2 separate regions of the Homo sapiens genome follow, and region 1 is linked to region 2. Evidence: read pairs that join two places in POLR2A ChIA-PET (ENCODE). Cell type or tissue: Panc1. All regions are shown on one strand. Links, peaks and the distances in the headings refer to the core of each region. The heading gives the core; the rest is flanking DNA. Region 1 has its middle 100 kb from the start of LINC02240. Region 2 has its middle 140 kb from the start of ZNF608.

Region 1 (7,285 bases), core at 838-5,837, 790 kb before region 2:
ACCACCACTCTTTCACTGTTGCTCATCCTCTTGTTCTTCCTTCTCTTTCCTGGGTGAGATTCCAAGAGCCAACATTGAAGTTCTTTCTTTGCAAAATACCCTCAATTCCCTGTCCTCTCTTCTTTCATTGCATTCATTTAGCAAACAGTGACTTCAGTTAAACCCAGATGTACTCTATGCTTTCTCCAAGCAACTACATATTGCTGGGGGAAAAAATCACAAAATTGGTTGACTGAAATTGTTTTAAATACAACACACAAACCTCAGAACAGAATTCAACACTAACCTCACCCTATTATATTTTTCTGCTTAGTATTCTTTCTCATTCTCCAAGGTGACTATTTCTTTTTTTTTCCTCTACAGTTCTTAAGCATATAATCCCTTCTGCCTCCCCTTCAAGGTACTCACAATTTAAAATCTTGCCTCATACTTGAGAAAATGAAATTGATAAAAATAAAATTTTCTAGTAATGTAGCAGACACATCTACCAACTTAGGTATATCCATACCCATATGCTCTATCTTCTCTCCTGTTAAACAGAAAGACAGATCCCTGTCTCTATTAACATCCAATGTATCCAGTTATACTATATATCACTTCCTAGTTTGTCTTCTCAAGGACTTCACTCTTGTGGTGCATTAGTTATCTATTGCTGCATAAATGATTATTCTGCAATACCACAGCTCAAAATAACAAACATTTGCTATCTCCAGTATCTAAGGGTCAAGAATCCAAGAGTGGCTTAATTGGAATGAATCTGGGTGAGATCTCTCACAAGTTTGCAGCCAAGTTATCAGCTAGGACTTCCATCGTAGCACTGATGGGCTGGGACTGAGGATCCACTTCCAAGCTCATGCACATGACCATTGGTCAGTTTCTCATTGGAGGTCTCAGTTCTCAATTCTCCACCCCTTAAGCCTCTCCACAGGGTTGCTCACAAGATAGAAGCTTACTTTCCCCAGAACAAATAATGAGAGAGAGAGAAAAATAGAGAGAGAGAGAGAGAGACCAAGTGGGAGCTGTATTCTAGTATAACCCAATTTTGGAAGCTACTACCCCATCATTTCTGTTGTATAGTCTTAGTCACACAAACCAACCCTGATGGAACTGGAAGAGGTCCACACAAGGTTGTGAATGCCAAGAGATTGGATCCTTGGGAGTGAGTCATCTTGGAGGATGGCTACCATATGCAGCTACCTCTGTGTAACCTAAATTATAAATTTCTCCCTTTCTATTGGAGCATTCCTAGCAGCATACAAAGTTAGACTTCTAACAGAAAACTCCAATGGCCTCACATTCACTTCCATCTGCCACCTACTCTATTTGCCAAATCTCAGTGCCAAACTGTTCACAGAACTTGTGGATACCCACTGTCACCATGCTACAGCACTTCTCATCATTTTCCATTCTCTTCCTCTGTTTTCTGGCCATACCACCCCTCTAAAATCATTCTTGTCTAACAAATAGTGATTTTATGTTGCCTATTCTAGTGGACCATTATCTGCCTTCATCTTACTGTAGCTGCTAGTATCATTTAAAAATATTCTCTTTCTTTGCATGTGGAGATGAATTTAGGTTTTATGGAACTTGAAGCTTATACAATTTTGGATCCCCATTGAAAAAGGAGTATAATTATAATTAGATATGAATAGGAACACTTTTACACTGTTGGTGGGACTGTAAACTAGTTCAACCATTGTGGAAGTCAGTGTGGCGATTCCTCAGGGATCTAGAACTAGAAATACTATTTGACCCAGCCATCCCATTACGGGGTATATACCCACAGGATTATAAATCATGCTGCTATAAAGACACATGCACACGTCTGTTTATTGCGGCACTATTCATAATAGCAAAGACTTGGAACCAACCCAAATGTCCAACAACGATAGACTGGATTAAGAAAATGTGGCACATATACACCATGGAATACTATGCAGCCATAAAAAATGAAGAGTTCATGTGCTTTGTAGGGACATGGATGAAACTGGAAACCATCATTCTCAGCGAACTATCGCAAGTACAAAAAACCAAACACCGCATGTTCTCACTCATAGGTGGGAATTGAACAATGAGAACACATGGACACAGGAAGGGGAACATCACACACCAGGGACTGTTGTGGGGTGGGGGGAGGGGGGAGGGATAGCATTAGGGAATATACCTAATGCTAAATGACGAGTTAATGGGTGCAGCACACCAACATGGCACATGTATACATACATAACAAACCTGCACATTGTGCACATGTACCCTAAAACTTAAAGTATAATAATAATAAAATAAAAAAAGAAAGTAAATATTATTTAGGATGCAAAATAAATTATAAAATATTACCAATATTGAAAGCTCAAAAATACCGCCAATATCAACAAAGGACAGAAAACAATACAACTCCTCCATAATTTTGTTCTCTTACAGTTTTGACTACATAATTTTTTATTGCCTCTTAACATAACAATGATCTTGATATATTGTTTTCTATAACGAGAATAGAAAGATATCCAACTTCTCCCCTGAAATGGTTGACCAAAAAATCCTTTTTATTTTTACCTCAGGAAATATACTCTCAGCTTCACAACTTGTTAGAATTGTCAAATTTGGGGAAATTTTTTTCAGGTTTATTTCATATATGAGATATAAGGTTTTGATGAATTTCCACAGACTAACATTGGCTCCATACATTTCACACTTTATTTCTCCTCCACTACAATTCTTCCCACCGTAGTCCAGCTGCTGAGTGAGTTGGTACAGCAGGCGCCAGGACATTCCTGGAGGCCATTCCTATGCTGGGATGGCAGCAATAACTCAATTACACAGGAAAGGGGTTGTGAGCTACATAAACTTATCCAACTAAATGTATAAATTAATACACAAATGTGCTATATTCCAATAAACATATGCATGCAATATCTGCATATTAGGTTTTTATTGCTGTGTAACAAATGACCACAAACTTAGCAGGTTAAAATGACATACAATTATAATCTCAAGGTTTCCATGGGTCGGGAACCTGGGCACAACTTAGCTGGGTCCTCCTCTGCTTAGGGTCTCAAAAGGCTCCACTCAAAATGTTATCCAAGACTGTGGTCTCATCAGAGGCTCACCAGGGGAAAAGCCTACTTTCAAGAACCCTCAGATTGTGGGCAGAATTTATTTCCTTGCAGCTGTAGGATTCATGGCAGTCTGCCTCTTCAAAGACAGTCATGTAGAGTCTCTAGCAGACAAATGTTACACTCTTGTGGAATCACATACACGTAATCACTTTTATTCCATTGCCCTTTTTTGTAATCCATTGGTTAGAAGCAAGTCACATGTCCTGCCCATATGAAGGGGAGGGAATTATACAAATGCATGAACACTGGGAGGTGATGATCATGGGGCTGCTTTCAAGTCTGTCCACCACAGTCTCTTAAAGAATAAATATAGAAAAAATATAAAGCGATACATGACATATTAAAAAATCATTTTAATGAGTTCAAAATGATTTGCACATATCAATAAGTTTCAATGGTTCTATGAGGTAGTGTATGTCTGCTTTCTACATAGGCAAATGAGAATTTCAACTTTTTCAGATTCCCAAGCCAGCTAGTTGAGCTGGAACTTGGATTTCTCAAACTTCATCTTCTAGTTTATTGCTTCATATTAGCTTCCTCTAGAAATACAAAAGAACGAAAGTTGAAACTTTTGTTCTTGGAGATAGTTTTTAAGTACAGGAACTACTGAATACACATCTTTTAAGCATAAGCTAATTATTGAGAATTAACTAGTCCTCTAGTTACCATTTGTATACCATTAAAATACATTTTCATCTTGACATTTCTTGATGTCTCACTGAGTCTTCAGATTTATCAACCCAAAGATTTTGTAGAATTTTTTCCATTTTTCTTTTACAGGTACTTGAGGCTGCTCTCCTCACTTAGTACTCATCTCAGTTTTCTAAAGACCCGCCTAAAGATGTTCATCTTTAGTTCATCTGAGAAAAGCAGTAAGAACACTTCAGACCATAAGAATAAGTTTATATTGGCACTAGTGGTTAAGCTATAACTTTTCTAATTCCAATGGCCCTGTGTATTTTTTCTTCGTTATCATTCTTCACTAGGAATCAAAATATAAGCATTCTTTGTTATTATAGGCTTTATCCTCTACACAGATATGCCCTTGGATGAAAAGAACATGTCCTTAAAGCAGAGAAAATACAGATGTTTCCACTTCCCCATTTACATCACTCCACACAGCAATGATATTAGCCTTTTAGTAGTATATGCCACATTAGCAGTCTGAGTGTTTTTGAATCAAAGCCGAAATTTGTAGTGCCTCTAATGTGTAATGAAGTTGCACATTTTTACCATGCATTCACTCAAGCATATGGCTTTTATAATTGAACTCAAGAGATTATATTTTGGATTGACTTCTGCTCTAATAAAAATGCACACATACCAATGCTTCTGTCCCCATTTGGAGACAAAATTTGATACAGTTTGGTCATGTTATAGCGTGTAGATATGCTTTCATTCTTCTGTTGAAAAAATAAAGCCATGATGACTTAATTATGTAAAATAGCATTACTAAATAGCAAATAGTTTATATTATATCTGCATATGGGCATTAAAAAAGATTACATGATGATCTGAATTACCAGTGCCCAGAACAAATATCATTGGAACATATATGCTTATTTTTGAGGAGACATGGAATTTAAAAGCATTGGCTTAGTTCTAATGTTATTGTTCTTAATTAACCAAGCTTTCAAATAAATGTTCACATTTATATGACTGTTCAGATTGTGGATTTCAGGAATGCTCAGATTACACTCAAAAGCAAGTATTTCCAGATATTGCTCAAAAGGTTACTTTTGAAATATGCTTTTTTTATTGCACTTGAATGTAGTTGAATCAGATCTACCATAAGAGAAGTAGTCAGAAAATTCATTTAATCTTTTCAGAGTGCTTTTAAAAGATTTAAAGTTAGATCTTTGGATAAGCTCATACTTAATGGTTGTCATCTGTGTACAGTGTAGTTTCAGGGATTATAATAGCATAAGTTAAACTTACTTTTTTTGCATTACTCCTTTGTCCTAATGTAGAGATGTTTATGTATATTTTTCTCACTTCTAATCATGCCATTAATGGAAGTATAGTAATAATATTTTTCTAATCAAGTAAAAGAAATGAAAGCTAAAATGATCAAAACTATCAAATGAACATTTTTAACTTAAAATTATGTCCTAGAAAGTTGCTTTTAGGACATTATGATAATTCACTAGGAAATGAATACAGTATATATTTGTTCTTTCAAGATGAGAACATAAAAATCACTAAAATTTATTGAGTGCTTTCTCCTCTAAGTGTTCATTTCAATGCGTTAACTTACTTCTCTATCTGTTAACTTACTACATCATCACGGCCACTTTATAAGACAAGTGCCATTATTTTTCTAATTTTGCAAAAGAGGAAACTGAGACACAGAGAAGCTAAATGAGCAGTAAGAGGTAAAGCTGAGGTTCCAGCGTAAGAAGTCTGGCTCTCTATGACTAACCCATGCCATCTTGAAAAAGTCAGCATAGCCTTGATAGTCTTCTAATGACAACTTAATCATTGTCTTCTCAAGAAAATGTTTCTTTGAAGTAAGAGTATAAAATTCATATTTTGTCTTATCTGTTACTGAATTACATAAAAATGTACAATAAACATCTGAAGTCTACTCTGTTTTTCTAATGTAATATTCCTGAATAAATGCAAAATTATTATATTGGTTCTTTTGCTTTAATACTATTCCCTCATGGCACCGTCAGTCTTGAAAATCTGTTTCCTCCATGTTCAATTCCAGTTTCCTGTCCTATACATACCAAGTAATGATAGCAGCTATCCTTTAATTGTTCAGCCAACTATTTTGCTCAAACAATTATATTTATTAAAATAACTAAATTGATTTTCTGTCTATAAGAACAGGCATTTTGAAATCTCTATGCTTCTCGGTCAAAGGTTGTGTCAATAAAATACTCAGTAAAGTGGAGATTTGGAAATCATCCAATAAATTTGATCAATAGAGAGACAAACTCAATATGTTAAATCCTAAAGGTTTTTTCCTCTTCTGAATTACTGTCTGCAGACTACATTGATACAATTAGCCAGACAATCACCCCATCTCATTGCTACTTGTGCTCTGTGGTGTTATGAGCCATTGGTAGACATGACAGGTTTTCTCAAATTGTGACCCTTTCTCTACCACTAGTGATCAGTGGAGAAGTAAAGCAATTTCAAAAAAATGTGTGCTATAACTGAATTATAGCTAATTAATAAACAATTTGACTTTGACTATAAGAATATGCCAAGTAATATGAATGTTTTAGATCACGTTTATAATCATATACAATTTTGACTTTAGCATTTCCAAATGCAGAGATTTACATGTTAATTTTTGGAAACATCTCTTTTACCCATTTTTAAACTTTACCTTGTTTAAAATTTTAGTAGAAATTTAAAGAAATGAACGGCAAATCAATTTAAAATGTTGACCTGATTTTACAGCTATAACAGTAACCAGAAATTGCTCCATTCCATTCATAAGGGTTTTGAAATACTAACCATATTCAAGAAGTCACCCTGTGTCTCTTGTTCGTTCTGTTTCTTCATAATATCCTGTATCATAAGACCATGTTTTGTGCTGTGAGCAAGTGCAAATGATTATGTAATGAAGAATCTACTATTATTCTATTAATAACTACATTTTCATAGGTAAAATAATGTTTTTCATTCAAAAAAATATGTCAACTCACTTGGCTTAAGCCACAAGATTTTATTACATTTAGTGTCAGGGAAAAGATTTGGGTATACATCATTTTGGACACTCTGGGACTCAAACAGTTAAAAGGAGGTTAATCACCTGCTTTTTTGAATGTGCAAATTTATGAAAAATACTAAATGGCATGCAATCACCACACCCAAAATAGTCTACAAATAAGAAGCAAAAGAGTGAAGGAAGGGCTTTTTTGCATGAATCCGTGACACTGTGTGATTATTTTACACATTAAGCTGATTTGTAACTGTTGAAAGAATTGACCCATTCTCAGAAAATGAGAGTACCTAGCAAATATAAGGAAATCCAATATGAACTTTCTGTACCTATTAATGTGCTGACTAGCTTTGGATGCTTTCCTAATTACTTCTTAATGTTTTGCACAAGTCATCAAAACCTGCTAACACATCTGTCGAGTGGGTGATTGGCTATGTATATATGCAAATATATATCTTTTTAAGATATAGATAAAACATACAAATATGTA
Region 2 (7,285 bases), core at 1,318-6,317:
GCTGGGAACATATCAGCTAGTCTGGGAATTTGGCTATTTAGGGGTGAGTTAACAGAGCATCTACTGTATTGTCAAATTACCTGGAGTGAGATAGCTTTGTTTCTGAAACCCTAAAGAATACCACTCTCAGTCTGTAGGGATACCTGACCTCATGGGAAGCTTACTTTGAGGAGGGAATGTGGGAAGTATTGTTAGAATAATGCCCTATTCCCTTATCAGTAATTTCTGCCTTAGCAGAGATGGGCATTAGTCTGACATAAAGCAATGAAAATGCTACAGTGCCTTTTCAATTTTTTTTAAAGAGAGACTTAGCAAAAAAAAAAAAATTTCATACAAAAATATTGAAATGAATACATTTATACACATCTGATTTTAATGTAGAATTTCCATAGCAACATATTACTTATTGTTTAATGTTCAGTAACTTAGAGGCCCATTTGCCCATAAAACAATTGTGTAATGCTGTTCAGCATTAGATTATAGGAACCTCGTTCTTTATATGAAATATTATGATCTTCAGCCTTCCAATCTACCATGAGTTAATGCCTACTCTGGGAATTGATGTCATATTCCCTAACTAGAATCACTCTTGGAGAGCAAAAATAATTTATCGAGAAAAATAATCATAAAAGAAATTGAGTGTACTAATCCATGGATTAAAATATAATTTTAAAAACTCTTTCTGACTTAGAGTTCATCTGTGAAATGATTTTACTGAGTCTCGTCCCCCGTGAGTAGGGACACTGCCAAAAACCGGAATCACCTCCCTTTAACATGTAAAAATTTATCACTGAGCCCAAAGCCAGCCCAACACCATCTTGAGATTCTTGAAAGACTCTCCTTGAAAAATCAAGTCCATTCATTTAGCATGTTTCCAGAAGTTCATTGACTGTTGGATAATCAGAGGTTTAGATTTCATCAACATGCAGAAAATAGGCTCTGAGAATTCTCTAGGGCTCTTAGGCCAGGCCTGGAAAAGCTTGCTTGGACCTGTCCCTTGGACCTGTGTCAGTGTGCTGTCACTGGGAGTTCGGAAACATTTTACAATGCAGCCCTGAACTCTGGTGCATGGATGACTTGTTTTTCCGAAAGGAAAGAAGGCCAGCATTACTATGTAAGCAGAGGAAGTTGACATGATCTCATTCATGGGCCTTTCTTCTCTTTGTGTCAGGGAAATCGGCCTCTGCAGAATAGTAAGCCTTTCTTTCGGCCACACATGGTTGTCTGCCTAATTTTCCTCATTCTTAACCTTTGCCTCCTCCTCGGAATGAAGTGCGAAATACTGCCGAGACTCTACATTCTTTCTGTATATCTTCCTCACAATAGTCAGAAGGAGCAGGGTTAAAGATGTTTGCACACCCAGAAAATAACTCCAGCACACAGGACCAGGTCTGAACAGCCAACTACCAGTGGAAAGTGGCTGCACATAGAAGTGAATTCAGAAAAGAATATTTGTTTCTGTCTTATACAATATACATGTCAGCAACCTAGTTAAGTGTTGCCTAATTTAAATTAATGATAAAATATCTTGTAAATAAGAAAAGTCCCAAAAGCAAAAACTTTCATTTAATAGTACTAATTGCCTTTGAGTCAGATCTTTGCTTTAAAACTGTTTTAGTACATGGGGAACATTAATTATGGAGTAATATTTAAATCCTTGTGAAATAGTAATTTAATTTGCTGTGTTTTATATGGTAATGCTTTTTAAAATTCTTTTAGTTGCTGTACATATTGTAGAATTATGAATTATTCTATAGATAAGATTATTCTAAGAAACGTAGAGATAATACTTTGACTATTTGTAGCCAGCAATTAAATATATATTGCATCCTGCTACTCACAAAATACTTAAGCAGGCCTTTATCATGGTCTCAACTGATGACCTAATTGATCAGAAAACATTTTACTTTTACTGGTTTACTTAAAAAGAGAATGAAATAGCTCTGTTTCTAAATGTATGTTGCTAATATCAGCCAGTAAATCGATTTTATTCCTAGTATTCTGTTACTCATCTCCTATTTCTCATTCCTAAGGGAAGAAAAGGAAAGGAGGAAGCAAGAATCTGCCTAGCGTTTGAGAGTAGACCTTGGAGAGTGGAGTCTGATGATTCGTGCACACTAGAGCTACAGCTCAATGAAATGTCACACACATGTCCTCCTTTCCTTTCATGTCCCCTTCTGATTGCACTGTCATGCAAGAATCAAAGAGGACAAAATCATCGTGGAGCTCATTTTTCATCCTGTGCTATGTGGCTTTGGCAGCTTCAGGTTTTCTTGGAACTTAAGTTCCCATGGGATCTGTCAGGAAAGAAACCCCTCACAGCCACTTGATTCTTTCTTCACATGCCTTAAAGGGACTAACTAGCTTCTTTTTAGAGATCTATTTTTAATCCTTTTTTTTTTTTTGAGACAGAGTCTTGCTCTGTTACCCAGGCTGGAGTGCAATGGCATGATCTCAGCTCACTCTAACCTCTGTCTCTCAGGTTCAAGCGATTCTCCTGTCTCAATCTTCCGAGTAGCTGGGACTACAGGTGCCCACCACCACACCCAGCTAATTTTTGTATTTTTAGTAGAGGTGGGGTTTCACCATGTTGGCCAGGCTGGTCCTGAACTCCTGACCTCAGGTGATCTGCCCGCCTCAGCCTCCCAAAGTGCTGGGATTAGAGGTGTGAGCCACTGCACCCAGTTCTTAATCCCTTTTTTTTTAAAAAAAAAAAAACTCTTTGATAGTTATGACAACATAATAGCATTTTGGAAAACAAAATGAGGGAAAAAACCCATCCCCTTAATAAAATTATTCCAACACAATTGGTATTTTTAAAAAATATATGTTGTCATCAAGTCTCTTTTGTATAAATCTGTTTTTACATAGATTTGTAATCATGCTTTTTTTTAATACTTAGACATATTGCTGGATTTTTTAAATCCAGTTTTCATAATTATTATTTAAAACAGCTGTATAACAGTTCATGAAATAGATGGTTCATCATTTATATACAGAGGTCTTCCTATTTTTTTAAATTTAAGTTTTTATTGATTTTTACATATATATAAGTAAACTATACTATCTTATTACTATATATTATGTGAATCATATTGCCATATATGTTCCTATACTATATAATATTGGATTATATTAATTCACATTACTTTCTCCTTGTTTTAAAAATGTCCTGAGGCTAGAGACCTGCAAGTGGATACACTGGGTTAATGGGTATGGCTAATCCATAGCTTTTAATACACATGCCAGATTGCTCTCCAAAAGGGCTGAGCCAATTATGAATGAAAATTCCAGTTTCAAGGCAATCTAGCTCCTAATCTTTATAACTACTTTATCCTGCAACTTAGGGAGAGAAGCTGATGAAGGACCAGTTTTTTCCATGCTCTGTGAAGAAGAGAATAATGGTTGCGAAATCAGCTTCAAGTGATTATTAGGAGAGAAAATTGACATCTTTCTCTGATAAGGCAAATTGGATAACACATTATGCCTAGATGTTATACTATTTACAGTCTTAGTCTCTATTGTGTTTCTATTGCCTCTTCATATTTTATAGGTATGTGTTATTTTATTCATAAAGATTTTGATAAAGTCATACTTTTATAGAAAAGTTATTCAAGTGTGGAAGCATGTGTCAGCCTCCAACTCAGCTGATTGTATCATTTCCTGCTCAAAACCCTCACCAGACTCCATTACTTACTAAATAAATTCTGAATTCCTTATTCTGACACTTGAAGTCCTTCATTTTCTGGCCTTAAGCTTCCTTCCATCTTTATCTCTTACTAGAAGTTCTCTACACAGCAGCCAATCAGTGATTCTTGCTATTCCTCAAACAATACTTCTTCCTGCTCCCTATCATGGGTTTCACCTTTCCTGTCAAAATTTCACTTGGATTTCAAGGTGTTTAGAGTCATGCCCTCCCACAGCTTTTCCTGATTCCTGACATGTTTCTCCTCCCAAGTGCCTGTAATTTCTTCCTCCTCTGGATCATGGTGAAAGTTTTGCTTCTCTCTTAAAGCATTTATCACATTCTATCTCATAGTACTTGTGAACTTGTCAAATACCATTAAGTTGTAATATTCTTGATGGCAGAGAAACTTCTTATTTATTTGTTAACTGCTCACAATATTTATCAGTGTGCCTTACATATAGCAGTTTCTTAATAAATATTTGTTTAAATCAAGTATATAGGTTGGACCCAAGAGACCCCAATTAGTGTCCTGATCTACCGCTTAGTAGCAGCTATCAGAATATAGACATAAAATCTCAAGAGGAAGTAATTAGACATCTATACTTACGTGATAACTGATGCAAACAATTCTGACCCTCAAGTGTTTTGAGATCTTCAAGTGTGTTCCGAATCATCAAAGATAAAATGATCTGGTAGACTCTTTCAGGTTGCAAAACAACTAATATATATCCAGGCTACTTCAATTAGGCTATATATTGTAAGGATTCAAAAGGAAATGAAGAATGATTAAAAACAATCCATTTCCCACACTGCCCCAGCTCCTGGAGGACCAGAATTTTTACCTCTTTTCTAGTTTCTCCTTGGCTCCTCAGCACAGGACCCTGTTGCTCCCAACTCCTGAACTTTGCCATTATGGAAACTAAGCTTCCGTTGGTCTTTGCTACCACTGCTGTCAAGATTGACTTTGTCATTCAAGTGGAAGATTTGACTGGCCAGCCAGTCCCAATCTACTAGTGCCGTCAAGCCATCTGTGGTTGGACCACAGTCTACAAGGCAGCCAAACGCCAGAGTTTTTAGACTGGGGTCCCACTTGTGTCCCACTGTGGCCCAGCTAGCGGTGTTAGGATGACTGTGAAAATTGTGCAAATTCTGGCCACTTATTCACCTAAGGAATTGGACATGAGACTTACACTCCTGGCATTAAATCTCTTAAACAGGTTTAGTTTTTGACTGTTAAATTATTTTCTAATTTTATGAAGTTGGTAATTCATATGTTGTATATAATCTTTATTAAACCTGAATTTTATGTCAGTTGGGACTTTGTCCAATTTTGACAGGTGTTAATGGATATTCTGCTTAATAATAAGTACTGGCCAGGCACAGTGGCTCACGCCTGTAGTCCCAGCACCTTGGGAGGCTGAGGTGGGTGGATCACGAGGTCAGGAGATCGAGACCATCCTGGCTAACACGGTGAAACCCCGTCTCTACTAAAAATACAAAAATTAGCTGGGCGTGGTGGTGGGCGCCGGTAGTCCCGGTGATTCAGGAGGCTGAGGCAGGAGAATGGCGTGAACCCAGGAGGCAGAGCTTGCAGTGAGCCGAGATTGTGCCACTGCACTCCAGCCTGGGCGACAGAGTGAGACTCCATCTCAAAAATAAAATAAAATAAAATAAAATAAAGTGCTAACTTTGCCAGGCACGGTGGCTCACACCTGTAATCCCAGCACTTTGGGAGGCTGAAGTTGGTGGATCACCTGAGGTTGGGAGTTCGAGACCAGCCTGACCAACATGGCGAAACCCCATCTCTTCTAAAAATACACAAATTAGCTGAGTGTGGTGGTGGGTGCCTGTAATCCCAACTACTCGGGAGGCTGAAGCAGGAGAATTGCTTGAACCCGGGAAGTGGAGGTTGCAGTGAGCCAAGATCGCACCATTGCACTCCAGCCTGGGTGACAGAGCGAGACTCCATCTCAAAAAAAAAAGTACTAACTTTATCAAGCACTTACCATTGCAAATGTGTCTTCTTTCATCTTCTCAAGAACTCTGTAAGATACTTTTTTATCCTCATTTCATAGAAAAGGCTCAGAGAAGTTTATTAACTTGTGTACAGTCACAATTAAGTCATAGAACCGGGATATGACCTTAAGTTGGTTGGGATGAAAACCTGTCCATGAACCACACTCAAGCATGGACAATGTAGAATTTGAATTATTATTTTATTTTTATTTTTATGTTTTTAGAGACAGAGTGTCTCCCTGTCACCCAGGCTGAAGTGCAGTAGTGCAATCATAGTTCACCGCAGCCTCAAACTCCCAGGCTCAAGCCACCCTCCCACCTCAGCTTCCTGAGTAGCTGGAATTACAGGTGCTCACCACTGTGCCCAGCTAATTTTTAAAATTTTCTGTAGAGACAGGGGTCTCGTTATACTGCCAGGGCTGGTCTTGAACTCCTGGGCTCAAGTGATCCTCCCGCCTCAGCCTCCCAAAGTGCTGGGATTACAGGCGTGAGCCACGAGCGGAGTTTGGATTATTTAACCCTCATTTTTCTCCAAGTAGAAAACATAACAGGTTTTATGTAAATTTTAACTTTTTCATATCTCAGGGTGAGCCTGGATATTTTGCAAGTGAAATGAAGAGTAAGTATCGAGGCTCAGGAAGCACACCCGAACTTCAGTGTTGTCAATATTCCTGCTTATTCCACCGTGACAGGTTTTCTCCCCACCCTTCACATTTTTATTCTCAAATATTATATGGAAAAAAATGTGCTCTGCACTATGACAGAGCTTTATGCTAAAGGGCTTTCAAGAGAGTTAGTAGAGAAGTAACTTTGCTCTGTGTTTAAATAGCTTTCCTGAAAATATCACTCTGCTCAAGCGTTAGTGTTGCCTTTATAAATATATACAAAACCATTGGAACAAATGAACTTAAATTTGCAAAACTTCGAAGAAAAAATAAAACATGATCAGATCGCTCTTTTCATTAGAAGCTGAACTGGGTTCACAATTGCATTTCCAATTCAATTAAAAATGTAAAATTCACTGCAGTCTCTCCTACAATGTTGTACTCCTTTTATCTGGAATTTCAGGTTTCTTTTTTCTGTTTCCTGGGATTTGCAAAGTAGCAAAATCAGCCAGTTTACATTTAAGATGTTTTGATTCTTTTCTCAGACTCTTGCCAGTGTACTTAACACAGAATGATTAAAAGCTGTGTGTTCTGTTAGAACTGTTATAGTGTTTAAACAAGGAAGTCTGTGTTTGTTTAAGAGAATGGGGAAATGGTTATCTTGACAGATTAGACTGAAAAAACAGGACAGCCACAGTCTAGAACAGATGTCCACATTTGCCACTTGGCTGGCTTTTTGAGGTATACTAAACAAAACTTGCTTGTGTGCTTGTGCCTCTGTTCTGCTTGACACCTGACTGAGGAATGTGATTAAGAGCTACTGCCAGGGCCTGCGTGCCTCTGTGGGCAAATGTTCCCAGGTTTGAAATTTCTCAGCGTCTGTTTAACTATGTCATAATTAAACTAATGGAACACAAGAGAAATTTCTCTAACGGGCTTAAAGACCCCGTTCAACTGCAGTTTCATCTCACATCAC

What was found. Peaks named below come from ENCODE experiments on the same cell type or tissue, not always from the same donor. Only the 100,000 strongest peaks of a DNase experiment are listed, where the experiment ranks them.
Region 1: POLR2A ChIA-PET joins it to region 2 with 5 read pairs; 1 of 35 experiments calls an interaction of 5 or more read pairs at or near these places.

What each region holds. Positions count from the first base shown.
Region 1 is chr5:125,387,458-125,394,742 of GRCh38, reverse strand. No RefSeq gene overlaps it. Among named protein-coding and RNA genes, the nearest start is that of LINC02240, 100 kb to the left of the region's middle. In Panc1, for the core only: no CTCF peak of the experiment used is centred there; no DNase peak of the experiment used is centred there; H3K27ac peaks cover 510 bases.
Region 2 is chr5:124,599,489-124,606,773 of GRCh38, reverse strand. No RefSeq gene overlaps it. Among named protein-coding and RNA genes, the nearest start is that of ZNF608, 140 kb to the left of the region's middle. RefSeq lists an enhancer at 6,908-6,967 and a silencer at 7,071-7,285. In Panc1, for the core only: no CTCF peak of the experiment used is centred there; no DNase peak of the experiment used is centred there; H3K27ac peaks cover 4,426 bases.